Regions from separate parts of the Homo sapiens genome. Here region 2 is linked to region 1. The links are chromatin loops, found by intact Hi-C in ENCODE. Cell type or tissue: Caco-2. All regions are shown on one strand. Each heading gives the region's core, and the rest is flanking DNA. Links, peaks and the distances in the headings are about the cores only.

The links. Peaks named below come from ENCODE experiments on the same cell type or tissue, not always from the same donor. Only the 100,000 strongest peaks of a DNase experiment are listed, where the experiment ranks them.
Region 2: it touches region 1 in a loop (4-fold over the local background); 3 of 110 quality-filtered maps call a loop at or near these places.

Annotation. Positions count from the first base shown.
Region 1 is chr12:18,381,712-18,384,636 of GRCh38, reverse strand. It overlaps PIK3C2G (phosphatidylinositol-4-phosphate 3-kinase catalytic subunit type 2 gamma), which reads right to left. Exons shown (of 33, transcript NM_001288772.2): 14 at 2,757-2,871. Among named protein-coding and RNA genes, the nearest start is that of PIK3C2G, 120 kb to the right of the region's middle. In Caco-2, for the core only: no CTCF peak of the experiment used is centred there; a DNase peak (open chromatin) is centred at 1,286.
Region 2 is chr12:18,318,613-18,321,537 of GRCh38, reverse strand. It overlaps PIK3C2G (phosphatidylinositol-4-phosphate 3-kinase catalytic subunit type 2 gamma), which reads right to left. Exons shown (of 33, transcript NM_001288772.2): 7 at 506-576. Among named protein-coding and RNA genes, the nearest start is that of PIK3C2G, 59 kb to the right of the region's middle. RefSeq lists a silencer at 1,209-1,503. In Caco-2, for the core only: a CTCF peak has its summit at 1,322; a DNase peak (open chromatin) is centred at 1,267.

The DNA.
Region 1 (2,925 bases), core at 320-2,819:
TCAAGGATAGTCTCATCTGATAGACCTTCTTCTCCTTCTTCTACCACCATCACTCTTCTCTGCCCCATAGAACCTTAAAATCATGAATTTATATCCACAAAACTCTGACAATGGTCATACTTGAAAATTTTCATTAAGCTAAGGTGGTTTGGACCTGTCAAGAAATAGTTTGATAGAAAATACATTTGTCTTCTTAAAGAAAGATCACTTATATCTACACTTACACACCCCACAGGCCTATATAAAATGCAAGGTATCTCAAACTGAGTTCTTCATATTACTCTGTTGAAGACTGTCTATCTTTTCTCTGTGTTCATTCTTAAAACTGAAGATATTGCTATGAACTCAGGAACTCAAGTTTCTGTCTCTGTTTCCCTATATATTTCCTTCATATGGTTGCACCCCTTTCTGTTTAAAAAAAGTTTCTAAAATCTACCACTTAATTGTTTTTTCTTAGTTTTTGGCCCTATGATCCTTAACTTAGATCACTAAAATATTCTTCTAATAAATGTCCAGGCTGGGTGCAGTGGCTCACGCCTGTAATCCCAGCTCGTTGGGATGCTGGGGCAGGAGGATTGCTTGAGGTCAGGAGTTCAAGACCAGCATGAGCAACATAGTGAGACTCCCATCTCTACAAAAAAAAAAAAAATAATAATAATAATAAAAATAACAGGGCAAGGTGGCATGCACTTGTGGTTCCAGCTACTTGGGAGGCTAAGATGACAGGATCATTGGACCCCAGAAGGTGGAGGCTGCAGTGAGCTATGTTTATTCCATTACACTCCAGCCTCGGTGACAGAGTGAGCCTCTGTCTCAAAAAAAAAACACCCAAACCCAAACCAAAACAAGTGTTCACATATCCGATCTTCCTGTTTTTTTAAGGCATTTTCTACAACATTGCTGGAACTACTTTTTATGACTTACTGCCCAGATAATCATGTCCAAACCTGGTACACAATCTAGTGCCCTAAAGATTTTCCACTTTTTACCACTGTTCCTCACATAATTTATTCTTTAATCTTAACTAACTTGCCATATTTTGAAACTGCCAACTCTTTTCTGAATCTGTGTGTTTGCATTGTGCATTCCTTTATGACTGGATAATCCTTCCCACTTAAACTCGTTAGTGAGAATTTACTCATTCTAGAAAGGGCATTCAAATGTCATGTCCTCTGGGTGTCTGTCCCCAGACTTTTTACATTTCTTTACTTTCCCTCAGAAATATTCATTGCTATTCTCGCTGTGTTAGTGTCCCTACAATGGCTATAGTATCTGTCACATTACATCAGAGTGAGTTGCGAAAGTCTGTCTCTCCAGCTGGATTTTGCATTCCTTGAATTCCTGGCTTAGTATTACATATTCGCTCATTTTTGTAAGAGTGTTTACCATAATGTTTGGAGCATAGTAGTCATATGTAAAACATGAATCAAATGTGATTGAATTGAACCTCTGGCATTTTGCTATTTTTCTTCATTAGTAGAATATGTTTACCGGGTTTGTGATGAGTCTCTCCTCTTTATTCATGGATATATTTATCTTTTTGTTCTTTTAAAACAGAACAAGTGCTAATTGATAAGATATCGTGTGTGGAGTGTCTATGATATTGTGCCAAGATCTAATCTGAATAAGCATTCTTTTTTAACATGTCCACAGATTAGAAGTGGACCTTTAGGTGTCACGTGGTCGAATCTTCCTCTGCAAGAGTGTGATGCCATATTTTAGTAGCATTAATTTTTCCTTTCCATGTTAAATATTTTTCTGCGCATCTTTCTCAACTCTATGTCCCAAACCCCTCACCACAAGCCTGGAAACTTAAGAGCCTGGAGACTCTACTGACTTCTTCTAGAGCAGTGATGTCAGCTGAGGAAATCCTTTTCTCAAATCACATTTGACAATATCTGGAGACATTCTTTGATTTTCAGAATGAGAAAGTGCCTCAGGCATCTAGTGGAAAGAAGCCGGGGATGTTGCTAAACATCCTGAAATACACAGAGCAGCCCCCACCACAAAGCATTCTCTTGTCCAGAATGTCAACACTGGTAAAGCTGAAAAACTCTGTTCTAGAGGGTGCTGCCCAGAGAGCATTTTCTAATTTTTCCTATAGAGATGAAAAGTTCATATTCCATGAATTTCCGTGTATGAGACTGTGCATGCCTCACGTTTCCAACCAACCTGACAAACTACAATCAGGAACCCATAAGGAGCTGTCAGCAGTAAGGACCAAAGGCTGAAGTCATTTACCACCTTTCTTTTATGATCACTAATCACACAGAGTAGAGAGACTTTAAGAAAAAAAGAAGGATAATTACTTTGCAGTTTTTTTTCTACTACTCAGTTAATTGCTAGTCATTTTAAGAAACATATAACAGAAGAGATTTTAAAGAAATATGACACAAAGCAGAGGCAGGTGTGAGTAGGATACCAAGTTAATAATACATACCAATGACTGTTTTTAGACAATAGAAAGAAAATGAATGCCCATAATGAGTATACTAATGGCAACACTCCATAGTTCTCCAACATGACCTTGTAGGATGGAGAATGGTTTGAAATTGCCATTATATAAGCTGGGAGAAAAGTGCTTTGAGAGTACTGTACATAAAAGCAGTAGAGGTTTCACAAATCCCAGAAGGCTGGAGGCAGAGAAGGCTATTAAAATGTGTGATCCTGGAAGAAATTGTTTCTATAATTGACAACAAACTACGTATCAACCAATACTTGCCATGTGTACTTTAATCTTTTAGCCTGGCACTTACCTGCAGGGTCACCGGGGATGGCTGACTTACATCCCACACTCCTGGAGTTATCATTTCTACGGGAGGCTCACTCTGTAATGTCATGCTGAACAGCATAGACCCGAGAATGGATTTTCTGCAAAAGACAACACACACACACACAGACAGGAGTCACTTCATGAGGGAAGTT
Region 2 (2,925 bases), core at 145-2,644, 63 kb after region 1:
GTCTGTTCTTCCAAATAATACATGCATACATTTAGATATAAGAATGAAGTAGGATATGTTCATTTGTTGTCAATCAAGTTTTCCAATTTGAATTTACACTCCTGTATTTATGATATACCATTTATTTTCAGGGAGTTTCAGAAACAAGTAGGAGATGGTTACCTTCGAAGTATTAAAATTGTTTTACAAAGAGCTTAAGTGACATATGCAAACCCAAAATCACAAAATGAATCGGGAAAACAAGTCCTTGAAAATGTAATAACCAGCAGCAGAGATTTTTTTAAATGAATGTTAGAATGTTCTGGAAAGTGTTAGCAGCTCTTCAAATATGTCTGAATAACTTTGAAGAATGGATAATTATTAACAGAATTTGCCTGTTAAAAGTACAATAGCTTCCACAGTCCCAGTGAATGGACAGTTTTTACAATCAACTGAAAAATACTGAGATTTGACATTTGAGAACTCAATCAGAAAGTAGTCTTGGAACAAATATAAAATATCTTACCTGGATACTTTCCAAATATGCATAAATTCTAGAAGTTGATTCAGATAAAACTGACTGTGGTCCTCTTCATGCTGTAGACAGCAGAATATATTAATATTTATTGAGTGAATAGGAATGAGTACCAGATAAAAATAGGTCCGTAACTTCCTGCTGTCATTTTATTCACCTATTTTGATAAACCTCATTCATCGCTTTTATATTCTGTCTGAAAGACCTTAAAAGGCTCTCCTTAACTATATAAGCCTTTTCAAAAGTAAAACAGAAAGCTTGGCTTTTGTTGAGAATAAACCTGAAAGATAGTTGAAAAACATCGTGGCATCAGCAAGGTCAAACATTAAATTCTTCTACTAAGTATGAAGGCAGATTTTTTGCCACCAGTTCTCCCACATACATGCACATTTTGTTTTCACATTTAGGCCATGAGTGCCATGGCAGTGTAAAGCCTGACATTTTGCCAGATGGGCGGGCAGACACATAATCAACTCCTTCATTTTTCAGCTTCACCACATCTTGCCGCCAAAATGTCAGTGTAAGAGAGTTTTCCATTCCATGAGCACTAAATTATGCTAATTAATGACAATTACTGGTAGGTATAAATGTTAGGAGTTGGCATTTTGTTTTCTTCCTACATAAGCATGAACTACTTATCTTAAAATATCATGCCTATGGCCCATATGTGTGTGCTCACACACACACGCACACACACACGCATACCTTAACTTCTTGACCAGCTCTCCTGCAACAGGGCATTCATGAAAACCCTTTGCAAGTATGCAGAGAATGCAGTATGTCTCAACATAATTGCACTATTTCACCACACGGTGGCATTAAGGTTGAGATCTGAGTGGGTCCCTTAATGCCTAGGGTGTATGTAATCTTGTGTGTCAGTACACACACAATCTATTTTTAAAACTGACTATTAGAAATTCGGACAGAAAACATCAGAAGGAAAACCTTCATATGGCCCAATGTCAAAGGTAAATTAATTTTTATATTGGTTTGTTTTGTGAAGAGGAAGAAGGAAGCTAAGTTAGGTGGAAAGAATAAGGTCACTGTTATAAAACAATATTTTGACTACATGCTGTGAAAAAGAAACACTATGTAGAATGACTGAGAAACGAAGATGTGAGTCTTACTTTCTAGAAATTTACATATAGAGTCACTGGGACAGCTAAAATAAAAAGTGTGATGGTGACAAGACAATTTTTTTCTGCGACAGAGAAAGCTAAACTGTAGTCATGAAAAGTACAGTAAAAGAAGAGGGAAAATAGGAAAGTGAAAAACAGTAAAAATAAGTAAGATTTGAACTGTAATATTTGGCACTTGTCTTCTTTCAGAAGTTAAAACCAAAGCAAGAATATAAAGAATATACTTAGTTACATCTTTCTATGAAGCATAATCATATTCATTTAAAAACCAATTTATTTGGTTTCCAGAAATATTTTCGGTATTAGTCATAGTACCTTTTGCTAGAAAAATTTTTTAATTTAAATACCTTCATAGGCTGGAGGAAAAATAACTTTGTAAGATACATGTATTGGAAACTTTTTTTGTCACAATTATTAACAGATCTTGAAAAAAAACAAAAGCTGGAGGAAAATTCCTGTAATTGTCCATGAAAGATAGTGTGCACTTAACTTTTCCTTAAAGCTGAGGCCATACCTTGGCCTTAAGGAAAAAGGAAAAAGTTAAAATTTTTTTTTCTCATACAAAAATCTATTGCTGTAAATGTTCGTGAATGTTCCCCTGAGCTATAAGAAAATCTTGATTTTATGATTCTACAACGTTGGCATACTTTTGACCAAATTTGAGATAGACAAAAAGGGAAACCAATTTAAAAATATTAAGTTATTCATAGCTAATCAAGGTAGCAGCTTTAAAATTTTGAAACCTTGGATGATTTCTAAAGATCATCAACCTGCTTTTTATTATTTATTTATTTTTTTTTGAGACAGAGTCTTGCTCTGTCGCTCAGGCTGGAGTGCCATGGTGTGATCTCGGCTCACTACAACCTCCACCTCCCGGGTTCAAGCGATTCTTGTGCCTCAGCATCCTGAGTAGCTGGGATTATAGGTACACAACACCAGGTTTGGCTATTTTTGTATAGATGGGGTTTCACTATGTTGGCCAGGCTGGTCTCAAACTTCTGACCTCAGGTGATCTGCCCACCTCGGCCTCCCAAAGTGCTGGGATTAGAGGCCTAAGCCACTGCTCCTGGCCTGCTTTTTTTTTTTTTTAGAACAACTTTCTTGTTCTCTTGAAATGAGGATTAAATTATACTATTTCAGTATAATATTATCAAGTTTAAAATAAAAATATTATCTAAGATGAATTGAGCTTTGCACAATTAGAAAGCTCTAAAGTATCTACTGCGAGGTAATGGTATCAATAAATTTAATATAATGATGATAGTCATATTC